Regions from separate parts of the Homo sapiens genome. Here region 2 is linked to region 1. The links are chromatin loops, found by intact Hi-C in ENCODE. Cell type or tissue: CD14-positive monocyte. All regions are shown on one strand. Each heading gives the region's core, and the rest is flanking DNA. Links, peaks and the distances in the headings are about the cores only.

Region 1 (13,652 bases), core at 1,500-9,499:
GCTGCTCATTTGGGGAGCGGAGCTGTGATTTGAGGCCGTTCATTGAGATCCAGGGTCCCCGATGGTGTCTTGAGTTCCCAGGGAAAGGCCTCCCCCAGCACTGGCCTTTGGTCAGAGAATGGGGGTCAGTGGGTCACTCTCAAAAACAGACAAAACAGCAGCTCTGTATCTATCTGCTCAGCAAACAGTTACTAAGCGCCTCCACGGTGGTACCAAGCAGCCTCTGTTCTAGACTGTCCCAGAGAGGGCAACGTGGAACTCATACCAGAACCCAGTTCCATGTATCCCATGGGTGACCTCTGCCCTCATGGCCTCTGCAGATAGGGATGAGTATTCCCATTTCACAGAGGAAGAGACTGAGGCTCAGCGAGGTTGAGGAACTTGCTGGGGTCACACAGCTAGTCAGTGGCAGAGCTGAGACTTGTACCTAGGTCTGTCTGACGCCACAGCCTGTGCTGTCATTCCACATCATGGGGGCAGAGCTTTCGAAAGAGGCTTGGAAAGTCCTGCTTCTCAGGGGGGCCGACGATGGCTCATTTCCCTCTGAGCCCTCACTGTTATTAGCCTCCCCAAGCTGGGGAGCAAACCTGTCAGTTACTCCACAGTGAATTGTTGTGTCTGTAGTGAATGTTCTGGGAATTTACCATTGTATGAGCTAAGAACAAAGTCCCTCGGGAAGAGGCTGGCCTGTGACCAGCTTCCCCTCCTGCCCTGTTCCGGTGACCTCACGGTGAGGCCCCCTTGTCTGTATACCTGGAAGTTCACTTTTTCAGCTGTCAGTCACTCACTACCTGCCCTGACGGAGGAGAGTGGAATGGTAGCTAATGCATGAACCTAGGTAGTAATTCGTGATTATTTCAAACTGGCTAGAGCACTTTCATCTGCAAAACTTGATCTAATCCTGCAGGGCTGGATTTTGAGCCCAGCTCCATCTTCACAAGCCAGGTGACCAGAGACAAATGTCTTACCCACTCAGAACCACATGGTCAGAACCACGTGATCAGGGGAACCACTGTCCCTGGGTTTTAGTGATAATTTATTGAAACATGCCCAGTGAGCGCCAGGAGCAGGGCCTGGCGCAGAGTTGATGGTAAGCAGACGTCATTCGCCTCACAACCCTTTTCCTCTGACCCGTAAATCAACCCATTTTTTTCAAGTTATAGACCCATTTGAGAAACTGGTTTTTCTAAAGAAAAAGAAAAATAGGTGTTTTCTTAACTATTCCAAGGGATTGACAAAACCTTAAAAAGTTTATCCAGGGATCTGCCAGGAATCCACAGACCCAGGATTCAAAAGAAATTATGTTCAATTCCCCCACTGTAGAAATAAAGTGAGACCCCAAGAGAACTCGAGAAAGGCAGGGCTGGAACTCAGGCCGTCAGATTCTGAGTCCCGTGCCTTCCTGCTGGAGAATCGGGCAAGTCGCTTAGCCTCTCTGAGTTCAGTTTCCTTGTCTGTACAAGGGGTACAACCTCCTCCAGTTGTAAGGAATTCAGAGAGACAGCACATACAAAGCTCTTAGCGTAATGCCTGGCACGGATTCAGTGTTCCGTAAATGTAAGCCTCTGTCCTGGGGACTGGCCCAAGCTGGGAGGAGGGAGACTGGCTGACGAACAGTCTAGGTTCCTGCAGGTCTAGAGACCCAGTTTGCAAATGAGATAAGACGTAATTCTAGAATCTGATAAGGACAGGTGAGATTCTAACACTGTCTCATCCCATTGCTAGCCCTAGAGTTTCTCATGGGGATAGTTCCTCAGGCTGGTCTTTTATGTTCTCATGATACCTTTGGGATTATTTAAATATAAACTCTGACTTTTCACAGGAGTGGGAGCCCCAAGATGGCCCTGGGTAGGGAGGTCCCTAAGTCACCTGGGCCTCCACCCCTAGACTGAATCCTTCTTCCTCACCCCTATGCAGCCACCTGGACCGCGCCCGGCCCAGGGCTGACATACTGGGCATTTGTTGTGATCTCTGACTATCCTGATGAGTCATGAAGAAGCATATTTACCCATTCGAACACTAGCAAGTGCCTGAAACGGGGCAGGGGTCGGGTAGACCTCGGAATCTCTGCACTCCGGAGTCGAGGATGTCAGACACAAGAAAGGAGAGTGCCCTTAAGGTCGGCCACACTCAGCTTCCTGGGGAATTCATTCTGGCTTTTTCCATCTGGCCCCAGGGAGTTGCACAGCATCCGCTTCTTCCTTTGATCCATCCCTGAGCCTCTTGTTCTCTCCCTTATCAATTCGCCCTGGTGTTTTCTCGTGTTATCAGCATCAGCAGAAAGCACATCTTAGATCAGTTCTTGGTCAGACTCCCAAATGACTTCATTTTAAATCCTCTTTTGTTTCTATTTGGCTTTAGAAAAATATGGGTCTCACTTTGCACTTCGTTACCCAGGCTGGTCTCAAACTCCTGGCTTCAGGCGATCCTCCTGCTTTAGCCTTCCAAAGTGCTGGGATTATAGGTGTGAGCCACTACCCGGCCATCTCGACACATTTTGATCTAATTAGATGTTTTTTTCTCAGACTATGACCCTGGGCTGGTCATGTCCCCCTTCTGGGCTTCAGTGATCTCCACCTGTGCAAGGGCTGGGGTCCTTGACCACCTCAATGGTTCTCAGATGTCTGCCGAGCCTGTGCTCTCTCAGAAGCGCTGTCTGGTTAAACACTGTTACAGCCTTAGAAATGAGGGATGAGGCTACTTCTGCATTTTGCAAAAGAGGAAACTGTAGCTCTGTCTCCAAGAAGTTAAGTGACTTGTCACCCAGCTAGGAAATGACAAAACTGGGTTGTCATACAGGTCTCTGACCTCAGAGTCCTCATTCTCCCTCAAGGGAAGCTAGCCACCCATTGAGGACAGCTGGGAGGCAGAACTTACGTCCACGAGACCCCTGGAAGGAAGTGACCAATCACATAGGACCAAGATCACTATGAGAAGGTTCCCCTGGCAGCAGGAACCCTTAGGACAGCTGGGGTTAGGGAGCAGATGGCAAGGAGGAAGCTTTCCCAGGCCAATGGAGGGAGAGGAGAGGAGAGGAGGCTACGAGCCACACCCAGGAGATGGCATGGGTGGGACTGGGGAAGAGGAACTGGGCAGGGACGCTGACACAGAGGGCCTGGGGTCTGTAGACCACAGACACCCCTTCCCCTCCACGCACAAGCACACAAGCCTTCAGCCTGCCCAGCGAGTCCCTGTCCCTTTCATCCTGGGAGGCTCTGCCCCAGGCTTTTTAAACCGTGTCCCTGGCATGGTTCAGATTCTACATCTCCCTTCCCCAAGCAGGCTGAAGAGCTAGAAAAGGCCGGGCACGGTGGCTCACACCTATGATCCCACTTTGGGAGGCCAAAGCAGTGTATCACTTGAGCCCAAGGGTTTGAAACCAGCCCTGGCAACATGCTGAGACCCTATCTCTACAAAAACTACAAAACTAAAAAAATTTAGCCTGGCATGGAGGCATGCACCTGTAGCCCCAGCTACTCGAGAGGCTTAGGTGGCAGGGTCACTTGAGCCTGGGAGGTGGAGGCTGCAGTGAGCCTTGGCCGTGCCACCACACTCCAGCGTAGATGACAGAGTGAGACCCTGTCTCAAAACAGAAAGAGACAGAAAACTGCAGATGACCTGACTTGGAACCCCGCATCTGCCACTCACCCTCTCTGTGACCACAGCCTGCTAACCTCACCCAGCCACCTTTTCCTCATCCAATAATACTCGAAGCTGTCATTGGGTGATTTTGAGGATTAAATGAGAAAGCATTTAGCCCAGTGCCTCATGCAGAGAAGGTGCTTTTTTTTCTATTAACTTTACAAACAGTAATGCTGAACCTTAGTCAGTGTCTTTCTCTGTAATATACATGTGAGCCAATCAGGTAGAATCTCAGTGGCACCCAGGGCTTGCTCACAGAATGTGTCTGTCTAGTGAATGTTGGTTCAGTGAAGGAACTTTGCATCAGGTGGTTCGGCAGGTGTATTTCTGTTCCAGTTTCAAACCAGGTGACTACGTGTTAGGACGTAGCAATCTGAAGCCCTTCTGAAAGGAACATGTTTTATTAAAAGTGCCTTGTAAGCCACCATGTCAAATCTAGCCAAGATGCTGGTGGACAACCCATTAGTCACTTTATTCAGAGATCAGATTCTAACTGCCCATAGGGCTGAAATCTTTGGCCAGATTTTCCCAGGAGGAGCCCTCAGAGAACAGTGGCCCAGGTGCCCAAGAGGACCCTACACAGTCGATTTCTTTCCTGGTTCGGGGACAGACAGAGCGATTGGCGATAGCTGTTACCATCTCACTTAAAAATACTTGAGCAAGTTATTTTCCCTCCTCGGGAGCTCTTAGACAAGCAAGTTCTTACTTAACAACAAAAAATGCTTTGCTTCATTCCTTTTCTCCTTGATCTTATATTTCCATTGTGTTCCCCCCTCCACCAGAATTTGATCCTATTAGGGTATATTATAAATACAAAATATATTATATTTTGCACTTGAGAATACTTATACTACTTTTCAACGTTTTTAAAAAGGATGTAAATTTAAACTTATTTTTTTGTTAACTTCTAATGTAGATTTCTAAGTATGAGAAAATAATGAAGTTAAGTATGTTTCTCAGTATAAGAAAATACTTTTGAATGAATTGTGATTATTAGTAGTATATAAATTAATATATTATGATTGTAACTTTGCAATTATTGGTCATGAAAAAAGTAGTGCACTGCATGTGGGTGCAATTAAATTGCGTGAAAACCTAATTGTGACCCTCCCTAGCCTTGGGCTGTAGGGCAGAGATACCCAGTTACATGAAAGAGTGTGAGCCCCATTCCAAAAAGCTCCCATCCTCTGAGTGGTGCTCAAAAGTCGCCTCCTAACCAGTAGCACAGCCTGTGTTTCTGCTGCTCTCTAGAACGCCTCATTCCAACCTCTGACGCCCATCTGACCGTGCTGGCGGTTGCCACACTGTCCTGTCTTGTGGTTTTCTGTCCATCCCCATTTCACAGTGGGCATTTCTCTTGGTTTCTGTCCCATCCAGAGCACACCATGGCCACGCCCCTGGAGGATGTTGGCAAGCAGGTGGGTAGGTCTTGTCCGCTTCCTGTGGCCCTGATGGGTCCCTGCAGAGCCTCACGCTGCTTGTCGCTCCTTGTCCTCTTCCCTCCAGGTGTGGCGGGGCGCCCTGCTCCTGGCAGACTACATCCTGTTCCGACAGGACCTCTTCCGAGGATGTACAGCGCTGGAGCTCGGGGCCGGCACGGGGCTCGCTAGCATCATCGCAGCCACCATGGCACGGACCGTTTATTGTACAGGTAATGAGGTGACATCTCAGGCTGCAGGGAAGTAGTCACCTTCACAAAGCATGCACTGACTGTATAAAAAAAGAGGCAGAGGCACTGGAAATTGGATGTTAGCTGTTGTTGATTTTGCCATCCTGGTCCCCTGGCCCTCTCCACTCTCCATTTATTCTCAGTGACATCAAAATGACCCAGCAATACCCACTCAGCAGCAGCAGCGTCACCCAGTGGCTATAAGGCCATTGAGCTTCAGGAGGTGCCTAGCGCCCCTGCTGGTACCTCTCTCCCCACTCCTGAGAAAGAGCAAATATCTCCAAAAACAGGAGGAATATACCCTTTTAGAAGCCTTTGAAAGCAAGTTTATTATTTTTTTCCTGGGTATAGAAGCCTTGCCCATTCTTTGTAGGAGGTTTTTAAAACAGTACATAAAAATTACTCATAATTTTACAATCCCTAGATTGAATCAACAATATGCAACTTATGGGTCACCTCCCGTGTGCCACTCATTTCTAGATGTAGGAGGCCCTGCGGTGAATGGAGCTGACTAGGCACTGCCCTCAGGGCGCTTACGTTGTAAGAATCTCCTCCAAATGATAGCTGAAATCAAGCTGCAGCAGCACTGTATTCTGCTGAAAATGTTGAAAAACATTTTTAAGAGCATTTTCTTTTTTAAATATGTATATATTTAGGGGGTACAAGTGCGGGTTTCTGATGTGCAGCTATATTGCAGTGATGACATCCGTCTGGGCTTTTAGTGGACCTTCCACTCAAATAGTGAACATTGTACCCAATAGGGAAGCTTTAATCCCCCACCCCTCCCACCGTGTCACCTTCTGGAATCCCCAGTGTCTGTGTTTCCACTCAGTATGTCCATGTTTACCCGTTGTTTAGCTCCCACTCATAAGTGAGAACATTTTAAGAGCATTTTCTCATGCCATTAAAAAATTATTATATAGGCCAGGTGCGGTGGCTGACATCTGTAATCCCAGCCCTTTGGGAGGCTGAGGCAGGCAGATCACCTGAGGTCAGGAGTTTGAGAACAGCCAGGCCAACATGGTGAAACCCTGTCTGTACTAAAAATACAAGAATTAACCAGATGTGGTAGCGGCGGGCACCTGTAATCCCAGCTACTTGGGAGGCTTGAACCTGGGAGGCAGAGGTTGCAGTGAGCTGAGATTGCACCACTGCACTCCAGTCTGGGCCACAGAGTGAGACTCTGTCTCAAAAAAAAAAAAAAAAAAACAAACTTTATATATGACTTTTAATGACCAGATAATATTTCATCTTCTTTGTAACCCTTCTCCTATTGCTGAGCATTTTGGCCATTCCTATGGGTTTTGGTTTTTTGGTTTTTGTTTTTTTTTGCATTTGTCAGTTACACTGTGATGAACATCTTTGTATATTGTCTAATAATCTGTCACCTAGGTTCCTAGGAGTGGGCGGTGTTAGTTACATTGCAATGAACATCTTTGTGTATCGTTGTCTAATAACGTGTCACTAGGTTCCTAGAAGTGGGTGAGACTATTCTTAAGCTTTTGATGAACATTACCAACTAATTTCTTTTTTAGTATTTAATTTTGAAATAATTTCAGACTCAAAAGGAGTTGTTAAAATAATCCAGCAAGTGCCATATGCCCTTCCTCTGGCTCCCCAGTGGTGACATCACACACAACCATAGTACAGTGATGAAAACCAGCCAGTGAAGTTAACTAAACTCCTAACGTGCCAGAGTGCTTTCTTTAGAACAAATATACCTGTTTACAAGAGAGTAGTGATCTCGTCAAGTGAACCTTGTTGTTATATTTTAAATCTTTAGTATCTGCTGGACAAAAAGAGGTATCAGCTGATGTGGTTTACACCTCATTGCTTCCTAGTGAACGTTACCTGGCACAGACTTTTGTTTCTGAGATAGGAAGGAAGAAGCTAGAGATCACCAGTCCCTGAGGCACTGTTTTCAAATATGCTGTTAACCACTGGTCAGGAGTCTGCAGTGCAGCCACGCTATTGGCTGCTTCTTGACAATGTCATGTAAATTATCAGTGAGCTCTTCTCAGAGTCAAGCCGTCCAAGAGCTTTGCTTCGTCCCTGGTGCCTAATAGCAGACTATAAAGAAGTCTTATCCCTGAGAGAGATTTACCAGCATGGGGAAGAAAGCTTGCATTTAGATGCCATGTTCCAGTTGGAAAAGTCCTTTCAGATGCATCAGTGCCTGGCTGTAACTTCACAGTGACTCTGGGCAGAGCCCAGGGTTCCTATCTCTGTTGTCCAAATGGGCAGACTGAGGCTGGCCCAAGGTCATCCACAGCTGCTGATGAGACCCGAGGCCCTTGATGTGGACCTGCTGGCCCACAGGGCAGTGTGCTTGTCACGTGGTGGAATTTCAGATTGTGTTGCATGGAACAGAGCTCCCACAAGCTGGCCGAGGGATGCTGGGGAGAACGCACTCAGGGCACCAGGGCTCCTACCCCACTCAGCCAGAGCTGCTCCTCTCTTACCTGTTTTATAGGTTAAAAGCTTTTGACAGAAACTATCATAAAGGTTTAAAAACTGCTGACCCTGGCCAGGCGTGGTGGCTAATGCATGTAACCCCAGCACTTTGAGAGGCCGAGGCAGGTGGATCACCTGAGGTCAGGAGTTTGAGAGCAGCTTGGCCAACACGGTGAAACCCCATCTGTACTAAAAATACAAAAAAAAAAAAAATTAGCCAGGCATGGTGGCGTGTGCCTATAATCCCAGCTACTTGGGAGGCTGAGGCAGGAGAATTGCTTGAACCTGGGAAGTGGAGGTTGCAGTGAGCCAAGGTTGCACCACTGTACTTCAGTTGGTCAACAAGTGCGAAACTCCGTTTCCAAAAAACTGCTAAGCCCATCGTGTGCTGTCAGGTACATATCATCAGTATTCTCTTGGCCTAGGAGATAGGGTAGATCCCTCCCTTCTGCAAGCAGGGAGCTCCTCCCGTACATGGCTCTGTGTGACCCCTGGGGTGCAGATGTTAGTCCCAGGGAGATTGCACTGTGGGTCCACGCCCACAGTGGACCAAGCAAATGTCATTAACAAGACATCCTGTACTTTCTACATGCACATTCTTCTAATTAGAAGTTTATTTTTGGTAAAGCACTGCTTCTGCCAGTGAGGATTCACTGTACCCCAAGTTAGTTCTTGAAATGATGAGAAATCCCACTTGTCAGAGTAGCAGGCGGCTGGGAGGGAGATCTGGGTGGCAGCAAAGTGAATCGCGCTCAAGAGAGTGGGCTCAGCCTGTTTGAATCTGCTCTGTGTTCTGACGAATCATAAGAAAAAATCCTTCTGACCGGAAAACTGGTCCAGTCAGTTTTCCTAGGGTGTCAAAGAACGAGCCTAAATTTGGAGTTAGAAAAACCTGGATCAAATCCCAACTCTTGCTCTCAATAGCTGCATGACTTTGCTCAAGTCACTTAATCCGTGAAATGGGATTCATGATCCCAGCTCCTGTGTGGCCATAAACATGAAAACGATGAACTAGGGAAGTGCACGCGTGTTGCATGTGCTCGGATGATGTTGGGAGCTCACACTCCTTCCCTCTGGAATGCGCACTGTCTCTCCCCATCAGGAGGAGAATCTCTTATTTAGGGAACAAGCCAATGAAAAGAGCCTTAAGGTGAGGGTATTTAATTTTGGCAGTAAGACACATAGGAGAAACGTTTCTCTAATTTCTGCAGTTGTGCTGTTGATCACAGCTCTCTCTAGGCAAAAAACATGGAGATAAAAGTGTCGTAGTGGCTGGCACTTTATGGCTTGCCCTCTGTCATTCCAGATGTCGGTGCAGATCTCTTGTCCATGTGCCAGCGAAACATTGCCCTCAACAGCCACCTGGCTGCCACTGGAGGTGAGGCCCAGGGGGTCTTCTGCCAGGGAGGGAGGTTTCTCTGTTTAGCAGATAGGACAGACACCCAAGACCATGACATTGGGAGGCAGGGCTCCGTCTGTGTCCCTTGCAGCAGGTGAGTAAGGGGAGCAGGCGTCGTCTGGGCATCACAGAGCTTCAGAGCATTGAGGACGCTCCTTGGGTCACCTCCTCATTCCCAGATCCACTGCGTCATCCTACTCCAGCTCTTTCTCTCCCGGACACTGGCGGCGGCCCCTGAGCTGGTCTCCCCAGCTCCTTAGTTGACCCGTCCAAGATGTCCTCATGAAACATCCAGAGTGCCCTTTCTCAGATGCAAGCCAGTCCACTTCACTTGCTGCTGAAAACCTCCCAGGGGCGTCATCACCTGTGGGGTGAAGTCTGAGCTCCTTGAATTCCCAGGCCTCCCTGGCCCAGCCCCGGCCTGCTCTCCTTGCCTCCTCCTGACAGTCTCCTTTCCAGCCCTGCATCCAGCACGGCCAGGACTCACTCACAGGCCAGTCCCCCTGCGCAGATGGGCCTCCGCCTCCATCTGCCTGGTTCTCTGCTCCCTGCACGGCCTGCAGGGATGAGTGTATGTGATGGGTGACGACAGTTATGTCCTAACGCCTCCTCCGAGCAGCCCCCCAGGCTTCAGGCCCTTCAGTGGTTTACTGTTGCTTGTCTCATGTTCTTGGGGATCTGGCCCCTGTCTGTCTGCAGCGCCCCCCACCACCAACAGCCGACCTCACCGTCTTTCAAATCACATTCCCTCGAGTCCTTTGCCCTTGCTCTTCCCTCTGCCTGAGTGCTCTGCCGTCCCTCCTCCCGGCAAGTCCTCATCACCCTCGGGGCTTCAGACCTCCAGATTTGAGGCCAGAGCCCCCAACAGACTCCAGGCACACGTTGCATGATTGCATTTTACCATCTGCTCGTGTGACTAGTTATTGGTGTTTTCCATTCCCACCGGACTACAAGCTCTGTGGGTGCAGGTACCCTGTCTGCATTTGCTCTGCACTGTCACAATGTTTGTTGAGTGCTCAGGGTACAGTAGGCAGTCAGCAGAGCTGGGAGGATGGAGGGAGCATGCTGGTGGAAGCCTTCCCTGACATCCGCTGTCTGACATGAGTTCCTCTCTCTCCTCCTGTGCGTTTGCCTCATCCTTCTGGCATCACCCAGCCACACAGTCTTGCCGTTGTTGGTTAACCTGCCAGTCTCTCCTAGGGGAGCTGGTCTGCAAGGATGGGGAGCATGACTCTTAAATCTTTATTTTCCCTATGTCTGGCACCGTCCCTGACACGTAGCACTCAAAAAATGCTGGAAGAATGGACGGATGGATGGAGGGAAGGGACAGAAAATGGATGATGGATGAGGAGGGAAGGAGGATAATAAGGATGGGTGGGTGGATGGGTGGGAGGGCAGAAGGATGGATAGATGGGTAGATGAGAGGATGGATGGATGGATGGATGGAAAGATGGGTGGATGGGAGGGAGGGAGGGAAGGAAGATGGGTGGGTGGATGGATGGATGGATAGATGGAAGGGCAGGAAGATGGGTGGGGGGGTGGGTGGATGGATGGATGGATCGATGGATGGCTAGAAGGAAGGATGAGAAGATGGATGGGAGGGAGGCAGGGAGGGAAGGAAGATAGGTGGGTGGGTGGGTGGGTAGATGGATGGATGGATGGATGGATAGAAGGAAGGGCCGGAAGATGGGCAGGTGGGTGGGTGGGTGAATGGATGGATGGATGGATGGATGGATGGATGGATGGATGGATGGATGGATGGGTGGGTGGATGGCTGGCTGGCTGGCTGGCTGGCTGGCTGTAAAGATGGAAGGGCAGGAAGGTGGATGGGTGAGAGCAAGGGTGGGTGGGTGGATAGATGGATCTTCATATATAGTGTAAAAGTTTATCTTTTTTTCCTGATGATGTTTAGAGTTTGGAAAGTTCTCTTTTTGTTTGTTTTTACAGGTGGTATAGTTAGGGTCAAAGAACTGGACTGGCTGAAGGACGACCTCTGCACAGGTGTGTGTTTCTCTCGGACGTCCCCCAGTATGATTCAGTGATTCCTTTGTAATACCTCAGTGCCCCTGGCTCTGTGGTTTTGACAGAGCTGTAGTCCCAGCTGCTGCCACAGTCCCATCGGCGCATGGCAGCTTCTCTCCATTGGCCGATGAGCACCAGCTGTCATTCTCTGAGCGCCTGCTGCATGCTGGGCACCTCACGTTCATTTTCTTCTCCAGGTGTTGTGGTTTCCCTGTGTGGTAGCATGATAATCCCTGAATTGTGAGTGCAGACTGCCCATGGGCACAGCTGGTACACAGCAGGGTAGGGGCATAGACCCGAGTTTGTCAGACTCTGGGGCACAGACCATTTCCCAACAAACAGTGGTGCCAGGAAACCCCCCGGGTAGGACAGTTTCCATATTTCTTACACAGACTACTTCAGACCTGGGTGCTTGCTCTTTCTTTGTATAAAGATGTCTTTTTTTTTTTCCCTGTCAGATGGCAGATGGGAAAAGTCGTTCCTTGAGTACTGGTCACCTGCCTAGCACTTTGCGCACCGTAGGCCCTTCGGCCCTCCCAATAGTCCTGTGAGGAAGTAGTACTGTGCCCTTTCTGTGAGTGCAAAACTGAGGCTGTTTTCCTGGGCCACCCAGCAGGCAGAAGGGGGAGATCATGTCCTGCACTGGGCCACAGGCCAAGGCAGCGGGTGAGGCTGAAATCCGCCCGCTGCTCACTGGCTAGAGCAGACACTCAGCAGAAAAGGCACCTCTTCCACCATGACTCTGCACCCGGGCAGCAGTGGGCCTGAAGCAGGGAGTCTGGTCTGCCTGGTGGTGCCCACTGCACCGAGCTACCCCCAGCCCTGTTTCTTCTCTTGAAGTGCCTTTTGGTCAGTCCCAGTGAGAGTTGGTGGCCAGGAGAGAAGGCAATGGGCACAAAGTGTGCTTTTGTTCTTTCTTAGATCCCAAGGTCCCCTTCAGTTGGTCACAAGAGGAAATTTCTGACTTGTACGATCACACCACCATCCTGTTTGCAGCCGAAGGTAAGAAAATTTCTCCTTCGCCGTACACGTCCTTTGTTGTAGCATGAAGTCAAGTGCAGTCTCTCCTCACTTCCCCCGGGAGTTCAGTTTTAGAAGTGACTTTCTGGTACATGCCACCACATCTGCAGTTTTAATTCTGGAAGCTGCTGCTGTTCCGTGGTGATAAGCATTCTCTCTGTGCGGATTGCTCTGAAAAGTCGATTTCTGTAATATTTGCGTGTTTTCCTCTAATGCTGGCCTTTTTGCTTCCCACAGTGTTTTACGACGACGACTTGACTGATGCTGTGTTTAAAACGCTCTCCCGACTCGCCCACAGATTGAAAAATGCCTGCACAGCCATACTGTCGGTGGAGAAGAGGTGAGCTTTGCGCCACGGGAACCGTGCTGACGTCCCGAGTGTCAGCGGAACTCTCACCTCCTAATTGTGTCCTTGTCAGTGTCATTATGATTGTTACTCAGTGCCACTTATTGAGCACCTACTATGTGCCAGGTCTGTGCTCATCCTTTGTGTACGTTACTGCACTGAATCTGCATCCTAGCCCTGTGTGCAGGCGCTGCTGTCCCACTTGACTGATGAAGAGAGGAAGGCTGGGAAGCATCAGGGGCCTTGGCCAGGGCACGGCTAGTTAGTGATAGACAAGGACTTGAATGCAGACTGTACTGGAACCTCAACGCTTGGCCAGCACACACTGTTGAGAGCTTCTCTTCCTGAATGTTCTCTCTGTGGTGCCGTCTGTCTCTTCAGCTCCCCCAGGTCTCTTTCTCTTGCTGAATCGGACAGCTCCTCACCCAACAGCCTCACCCAGACATTTCCACTAGAATATCCTGAAATGTTAGGTTCCATTTATTGAGTGCCCACCTTGTGATAGCTACACACATTCTCCTGTAATACTTAACAGTAGTCCACAGCTTTTCTGAAGATCGTTCGGAATCCACAGCAAAAGCTGTAAAACGAAACAGACTTCTTCACCCAGCAATTCAGCATCTGGAAATTCACACTCAGGGTTGTGTACAAAGCTGTATGTACTTGCATATTTATTGCAGTGTTACTTATACCAATAATACCGAGGGCTTGCTTTGAGGCACACACTGAGCAATAGCAATGTACAGACCTCATTTGGATCCTGATTTCATAAACTGTAAAGGAAAAACATCAGGACAGTTGGGAAAAGTTGAATACTGAATATTTGATGTTAAAGGGTGATTGTTAAACTTTAGTTGAAGAGGTCTTCATCTTCTTGAGACACACACTGACATTTCCAGCTTCACAGAGGAAATGGGTTGGTGTCTGGCATTTGCTTTTTAATAACTCAGTGAGGGCAGGGGGCCCCGGGAAGAGCCAAGGTGGCAGAGTGGCTGGAAGTGGACAGTGGCTGAAGCTGGTAATGGGTTCATTAGACAGTTTTGTTTTTTTTGTTTTTTTGAGGCAGAGTCTTGCCCTGTCAGCCCAGGCTGGAGTGTGAT
Region 2 (8,000 bases), core at 1-8,000, 320 kb after region 1:
GCAGAGGGAAGACACGTGCCCCCTGCGGCGCCACCGGAGGCAGAGGGAAGACACGTGCCCCCTGCGGCGCCACTGGAGGCAGAGGGAAGACACGTGCCCCCTGCGGCGCCACTGGAGGCAGAGGGAAGACACGTGCCCCCTGCGGCGCCACTGGAGGCAGAGGGAAGACACGTGCCCCATGCGGCGCCACTGGAGGCAGAGGGAAGACACGTGCCCCCTGCGGCGCCACTGGAGGCAGAGGGAAGACACGTGCCCCCTGCGGCGCCACTGGAGGCAGAGGGAAGACACGTGCCCCATGCGGCGCCACTGGAGGCAGAGGGAAGACACGTGCCCCCTGCGGCGCCACTGGAGGCAGAGGGAAGACACGTGCCCCATGCGGCGCCACTGGAGGCAGAGGGAAGACACGTGCCCCCTGCGGCGCCACTGGAGGCAGAGGGAAGACACGTGCCCCCTGCGGTGCCACTGGAGGCAGAGGGAAGACACGTGCCCCCTGCGGCGCCACTGGAGGCAGAGGGAAGACACGTGCCCCCTGCGGTGCCACTGGAAGCAGAGGCTTTGAACAGGTGCCCCTGGGAACCTAAAGGAAATGGAGATTGAGCCTTAGATACCTTTTTAAGAAATCTGACTCTGCTGCAACATCCAAACGTGTTCAGTGGGCTCGCTCATCTCTCTAAACAGAGCATGAGGTAGCTCGCGTGTTCTCAAACTCATCATATGAGGCGTGACTGCATTCGGGTCATGGGCAATGGGACCACAATACAGCTTGTGAGATTTTAGGATTACCCTGTTAACCGTAACTCAAAAAGTCAAATCCACAATCTATTTTTTGCAATGGAAGACAATTTAGCTGTAAGTTTATAGGATGTATTCTGGAAGCTTTCTACAGAGATGAAGACTTGCCAAAAACTTTACTAACTAAATACGAAGGTATGTATTCATTTGAGGTTTGCGTAGTTTAATAACAGCAATTGCAGGCCGGGCACGGTGGACTCACACCTGTAATCCCAGCACTTTGGGGGTCTGAGGTGGGTGGATCAGGAGATCGAGACCATCCATGGTAAAACCCCCCCTCTACTAAAGATACAAAAAAATTAGCCGGTGCGGTGAGGGGCGCCTGTAGTCCCAGCTACTCAGGAGGCTGAGGCGGGAGAATGGTGTGAACCCGGGAGGCAGAGGTTGCAGTGAGCCAAGATCGTGCCACTGCACTCCACCCTGACAACAGAGCGAGACTCCATCTCAAAAAATAAAAATAAAATAAAAAAACAGTAACAGCAATTGCTGTTTCACACAACATTCTGCTCAGCTACCACGAGATGAATGACAGTGGTGTGTGGACCAGTCACTATTAATCACCTATACCCACTTTCTATGAATCTGCAGTTTCTGCAATTCTTTTATTTCTTCCCACGTATGCTTGTTCTAAGAATAACCGCTGAAATGTAATTTTACATTTGTTGTATTTAATAAACTTGGGTTTCTCTTTCCGTATGGCTCGTTTTTTTACATATTAATCTGTTTGCATTTCATTTCTACATGATGGACAGTATTGGGGCCAGTGTCTCACCCCAGGCTAGAGTGCAGTGATGCAATCTTGGCTCACTGTGGCCTCGACCTCCAAGGTTCAAGTGATCCTCCCACCTCGGCCTCCCAAAGTGCTGGGATTACAGGCATAAGCCACCATGCCCAGGCTCACAAGCTTGTTTTAAAATAGCAATTGCATGGCCAGGCGCAGTGGCTCACACCTGTAATCCCAGCACTTTGGGAGGCCGAGTGAGGCAGCTCATGAGGTCAGGCCTGGCCAACATGGGGAAACCGTCTCTACTAAAATACAAAAAATTAGCCGGGCATGGCGGCGCGCCCCTGTAGTCCTGGCTACTTGGGAGGCTGAGGCAGGGGAATCGCTTGAACCTGGGAGGAGGAGGTTGCAGTGAGCCGAGATCACACCACTGCACTCCAGCCTGGCAACAGAGCACGATTCCATCTCAAAAAAAAAAAAAAAAAAAAAACATTGCACAGGGTCAATTAAGAGTCATGAAATATAATTTATTCCCCAAAGTCTTATTGATGAAATGTGCTTGCAACTTGAGGTCAATGGCTTACAGCTTTTTTAAGGGGCTGTGGAGTAGAAAGGTTTGCTCAGCCTACACATTCAGAGGAATGCCACATGGTGTCCCTTGGAAACACACCTCTCAACTTTTTCTGAAGTACTGTGAATGGGGTGGCAAGAGAGACAGCCAGATGTCAGATTACCACCCAGACACTTGCAGCCCCACCCTGGGATGGGACCATGTTCCGCAATACAAGTCACACTACCAAACTCACACAGCACACTTTCCAAACCAGATGCCAGTTTAACAACTTACTGTGAGAGCTGGAGGTTAGTACATAACACAGGACACTGTCCTCCCAATATCGGGATGTCAGGAAACCTTAGTTACTGGCATGTAATCAAAAAAGAGGGGCCTGGATTTTTTAATCTTCTATGGCAGGCAGGAAAATCACATGACCTGTCCTGGTTTCACAAGGGAGCCTCCTTCCTTCTAAATAGTTTTTAGATTCTCAATGACCCAAAGAGAATGATCACCACCTTGAGAATGGGCCACAGCGCTCGCTCCCAGGTTTCAAACATTCATGAAGTTAAAGCTCCTGGCAGATAACATGGGCTCTTTCCAAGGACACACGGGCATTTCTGCAACTATGAACAGCTGTGACCTCACAACAGTGTCTCCACCCGTCAAGGGGCATGCTAAGAACTGAATTTGGGCCAGGCGCAGTGGCCCACGCCTGTAATCCCAACACTTTGGGAGGCGGAGGCGGGCAGACTGCCTGAGCTCAGGAGGTCAAGACTATCCTGGGCAACATGGTGAAACGCCATCTCTACTAAAATATAAAAATTAGCCGGGCATGGTAGCGTGTGCCTGTAGTCCAGCTACTCGGGAGGCTGAGGCAGGAGTATGGCTTAAACCCAGGGGTCAGAGGTTGCAGTGAGCCGAGATCGTCCCACTGCACTCCAGCCTGGGTAACGAATTAAGACTTCGTATTAAAAAAACAAAAACAAAAAAAAAAAAACACTGAATTTGCTTTACACAGCCACAGGCACAGGATAGTAAGAGCCCAGCCCCCCCGCAGGCAGTGCCCCATTATCCACGAGGACTCCCAGCGCAGCCTCAGCCATGCCCAGCCCTTCTGGGCAGCACAACACAGACAAGTCGACGCTATCTCTCAGGGTGCCTTCTCCCAGACACCCCTCTGCCCATCCCATGCTGGGTTCTTGCCAGCCTCTGTCTCAGGAGTGTCATCACTGAATTCTGGAAGCATCCCTGCTCTGGCTCAGGTTGGTGTATTTCCCCATACAAGAAACGTACTAATTACTGTTTCCAACTTCCAAATAAAAAGTTAAAATTACCAACCCTCAGAAGTAGACCTGCTTCTCTTCAAAAATTTCAACACATCTGACTTCTCATTAGCTGAGGCATGTGTTAACTTACTAGAAAAATGGCATAACTGACTTTCTTGCCTACGCATGACACTTAAAACCCTGCTTCCTCCAACTTTCTTAAGTCCAAATTAGTTCAGAACAAGTAATTTCTAAAGTAGGTGACATTTAACATCTAACTCTGTCATGGTACATGGCAAGAAATATGTTGTTACAACTCTTGTTCTCCAGGATAAAACTTCTTTGCCTTGGAAATCAAGCAGGATATCCACGCTATTTGTTACTCATGCAAAAAACCATAAACGGGCTGGGTGAGGTGGCTCACACCTATAATCCCAGTGCTTTGAGAGGTTCAGGCAGGAGGATTGCTTGAGACCAGGAATTCCACACCAGCCTGAACATAGCAAGACCCCATCTCTACAAAACTTAAAATTCAAAAAAAAAAAAAAAATTAGCCAAATGTGGTCACCCTGACCCTGTGGTCCCAGCTACTTGGAAGGCTGAGGTGGGAGGATCACCTGAGCCCGGAAGTTTAAGGCTGCAGTGAGCTATGATCGCCCACTGCACTACAGCCAGAGCAACAGAGCAAGACCCTGTCTCTTAAATTAAAAAAAAAACAAAAAAAAATTAAAAACACAAAAACGATAACAAAAATAGACTTTACAAAATACCGAAAAGAAATTTTCAGTTATTTATGAAAGTCTATCAATGTCTTTGTCTGGAAAACGGGCTTTTACTTCCAAAAGGATCAAAAAAACACCATTACATTAACGTTAAAAGCAATAAAACTGAATGAGCACCTATCAAAGCAATACCGTTTTATGGCTTCAGCGTCTCTTTCTCAGAGCCACTTGCCAGCCAGCCATCTCCTGCATTACTGTTTATTCTCAGAGTACACTGAAAAAAGTGTTTCCTGAATGAGCATCTCCCACAAATAAATTTAACAAAAAAGGAAACTGAGATGGTCACCTTCAGAGCAAACAAGCCAACGGTGTAGAAGAGGCACCCCAATGCCCATCCCACCGGCACAGTAGCAGGTGGGGCAAAAAGTGCATGGGTCTTATGCAAGCCAACAGGGAGAGGCGACTAGAAAGGCTTAGGGGAAAGGTGGCCCCTGGGTGGGATTCTGAACCACTTTCCTGGGGTATCTGTCCTGTTTGTGCCCACACAAGTGCATGTGTGCTGGGAACCGGCAGCACCAAGGAGGCTGGGGCCATCCTAAGACTGCAGCTGTGCGACTTCCTGTAGAGAAGGCAGGACACCAAGTCCTTTTCAGCAAGGCAGTGACGGACAGAAGTCCTGTGGGCAGCAGCTTTCATAAAGTGTGGGGTCAGGCAGGCTGGAAGCAGGACCAAGAGGGAGGCTACCACCACAGTTCCAGCATGAGGCAGCAAGGGCCTGCTTTCAGGGGATGTCTGAGACAGCCAAACGGGCCTGGCAACAGGATGTGGGATAGAGACAGCAGAGTTCAAAGCCGACTCCCAACGTCTGGACACTCAGGGACCTGGTTTCCTGCCACTATCTAGTGTTCCACTTCCCCACACTCATCGCAGGGAGCTCTAGCACTCACGCAAGAATCATCAGAAGGCCACCAGGCTGACTACAGCATCAGTGGCGCATGGCACCAAATCCACTTGACTTTTATCATACAGTGAATCATTCTCAAAATATTACACTTTTAATATTAAAATCCCTATTCAAGCACATCAAGCCCAAGATTTCAAGAACAGCATTGCTTAGGCAGAGGCCGGATGGCTTCTTCCTAATCCACATCGGATATGGTTACTGTGGGCCCTTTCTGCATAGCACCCATCTTCGATGGCCCCACCTGTGGTGTGTGCCCCACTTTAGTTCTAACATAGTGTCACATTTTCTTGGCTGCAAAAGCCCTACCACCAAGGCAACACCATGTGCTGAACATCTCCTATGCTCCAAATTCCATGCCAGGCACTTTAGATGTGCCTGGCGATTCCAGTCTCACAACAACCTTGACGGGCATGAATGACCTCCTTTAAGGGATGGAGAAACTGAGGAACCAAGAGCTTAAGCAATGTGCATTAGGTCCCACAGCAATTAGATGGCAAAACCCAGATTCAAACCCAGGCATGGCTCTAAATCTAGACTGCCTTAGTCACCACAGTCTGTTATACCATGAATTTTTACTTAATGACCTCTTTCTCCTTTTCCAAAACACTAATTCAAAAAAAAAAAAAAGGATACCTTCTTCCTATATTTACTAGTATCGATCATTTCATTACAGAGAAAAAATTAATAATGAGGATATCAGCAGCCTGAAAGAATCAGGAGAGCTGGAGCCTGGGGAATCGCTTTGAATCATTAAAACCTGACGTGCTCACATCAGAGTGAGATGCTAGGTTTGGCCTAATTTCTCTCTACTGGGTTCTCTGAGCTGATGTTCATCTTGTAACTTTGCAAAGAATTATCTTAGCAACAGAAGCCAATGTAAGGAAAATCAACACTCTCGAATTATTTGACTTTTGTCTCGTTACAGTGCTATTTGAAAGAATCTTCTATTAGTTATAATCACAACAGCACAAGTTTATCTGGCTGGGTGTGTTCAAGAGAACTCACATTCTACTCCCAAACATGCTTCAGCAGAAAAGTAACTGCACAAGTTTGGAAGAAACCCACCACCACCCCCGTAACAAAAAACACAGAAGCCTAGATCAGAAGCTGCAGCTGACCCATTAATTTGCTCCTAATAGCAGCAGTCTAAGTGTCATAGAAAAGTCTAACATCTATCCCATTCGTCTCAGAGCCGACACTGAAACAGAGACTGCTCACTTGGGCAGAAGAACCACACCAGGGAAAAAAACAGTTTGTATGCAGAAGCAAGGCCTCCTGATAACTTCCTGTTGATTCAATAGCGTCTACACCGACCATCTGAGTATTCAGAGGGCAGAGACCCATGCAAGTCACTCCTTCAGCCCCTAGACTTCCATGGCCACCAAAGTTAGCGAATAAATAATACACTGCCAAGCAACCTTATTCCCAGCCAGACCTAATCATGCCACCACCTCCACAGCTCTATCTGCCTTCCAACTAGAAACATGCAACTGGCTGCTTCAGGCCTTACAGGGAGTGTGTGGTTGCAACCCCAGCAAACTGCATCAGGCCCCACCTCTTCCCTCTCCGCACTTCACCCTTCATCACTTTCCTAACTGCTCAGGGCATTTCAAAAAATAACTATTCCAGAGCACTGCTGTTTTCCAATGAATATACAAGGACTGTGCAGAGTTCACTCAAAAGCAAATGCAACCCCAAGAATGTGAGGCCGGAGAGCAAACTCACACTGACCTATTGATAGAGACAAAACAAACGAAACAGTCTCCCAGGCTCCTTCGAAACCACTCTGCCCAGGAGGTGCAGGCAGGATGCTCCAGGTTTACAAAGCCTTCCCTTCCTCAAGCTGTTCAGACCCTGACAGTTTCCAGCTGCTAGTTCGTTAGGAACCGAGGCAGACACTGAACAGGTGCCAAGTCTCTAGCTCTGACCAGGACCCCACTCACAGCCTGGTCCATGAAGCCAACCAGAGTCCACTAAATTCCAGCCTTCTGGCTTTTTAACAGAAGTGTTCTCTCACTCTTTCGGGTCCTAAGTCACATTCCAATCGTAAGGCTAGTACCACATTTCAGGATTGGGAAGGCTGAAATAGATGGCCTAAGACACAAGTAGCTTTTTAAACCACACACCAGTGGGTACTCACAGGGCACTATTATTTGTCCACAGCCTCATGTGCTCACTACAAGAAAAGGGACCTCCTGGATAATGAAATTGAAACAGAGGCCCAGTCAGAAGAAATGAGTTTCTTAAGTTTAAGGAATCAGCATTAGTAACTAAAACCTCTGCCATCCAATTTGAGATTCTGCTAAATTTACAGATTAACTGTCCTAGGGGTTACCTTTCTAATACAAACTGTAATATGAAAATAAAGCTTCATTTTATGAGAAAAGAAAGTAGCCTTGAAAACGTGCATGGAGACTGATGAATTTCTAAAAATTCAACACCCTCTAGTCTTTTAAAAGCAAACACCGGCCAGGCGCGATGGCTCACACCTGTAATCTCAGCAGTTTGGAAGGACGAGGCGGGCAGATCACCTGAGGTCGGGAGTTCGAGACCAGCCTGACCAACATGGAGAAACCCCGTCTCTAACAAAAATACAAAAGTAGCCAGGCGTGGTTGCACATGGCTGTAATCCCAGCTACTTGGGAGGCTGAGGCAGGAAAATCGCTTGAACCCGGGAGACGGAGGTTGTAGTGACCCGAGATCGCGCCACTGCACTCCAGCCTGGGCAACAAGAGCAAAAATCCGTCTCAAAAAAAAAAAAGGGGGGGGGGGGCAAATACCTTGAAATTTGTGGACCTGGTCATTTTCCCAAAGATACAGGTCTGTAACACACATGCTCTGCAGTAATGTCTGTTTATTAATTCTCACTAGTGTCCAAAAACACCTGGAAAGCGGTAGGACAATGTCATGGGAAATCCATATGCTCGTGTTATTGGATATTTGTCTTGACCGGGTACCATTTGAAAAGGAAACTGAA

What was found. Hi-C counts contacts between places; a loop is a spot of excess contacts. Peaks named below come from ENCODE experiments on the same cell type or tissue, not always from the same donor. Only the 100,000 strongest peaks of a DNase experiment are listed, where the experiment ranks them.
Region 2: it touches region 1 in a loop (2.7-fold over the local background); 9 of 110 quality-filtered maps call a loop at or near these places.

The regions. Positions count from the first base shown.
Region 1 is chr16:8,630,020-8,643,671 of GRCh38, forward strand. It overlaps METTL22 (methyltransferase 22, Kin17 lysine), which reads left to right. Exons shown (of 11, transcript NM_024109.4): 4 at 5,020-5,060; 5 at 5,149-5,293; 6 at 9,072-9,143; 7 at 11,112-11,165; 8 at 12,108-12,188; 9 at 12,444-12,546. Among named protein-coding and RNA genes, the nearest start is that of METTL22, 15 kb to the left of the region's middle. RefSeq lists an enhancer at 9,144-9,644. In CD14-positive monocyte, for the core only: CTCF peaks have their summits at 5,617 and 5,835; DNase peaks (open chromatin) are centred at 1,972 and 2,822; H3K4me3 peaks cover 747 bases; H3K27ac peaks cover 5,318 bases.
Region 2 is chr16:8,953,721-8,961,720 of GRCh38, forward strand. The region is part of intron 1 of USP7 (ubiquitin specific peptidase 7); the gene reads right to left. Among named protein-coding and RNA genes, the nearest start is that of USP7-AS1, 5.0 kb to the right of the region's middle. RefSeq lists enhancers at 1-867, 4,399-4,458, 4,889-4,938, 6,310-6,379 and a silencer at 4,642-4,936. In CD14-positive monocyte, for the core only: no CTCF peak of the experiment used is centred there; a DNase peak (open chromatin) is centred at 4,941; H3K4me3 peaks cover 4,473 bases; H3K27ac peaks cover 5,526 bases.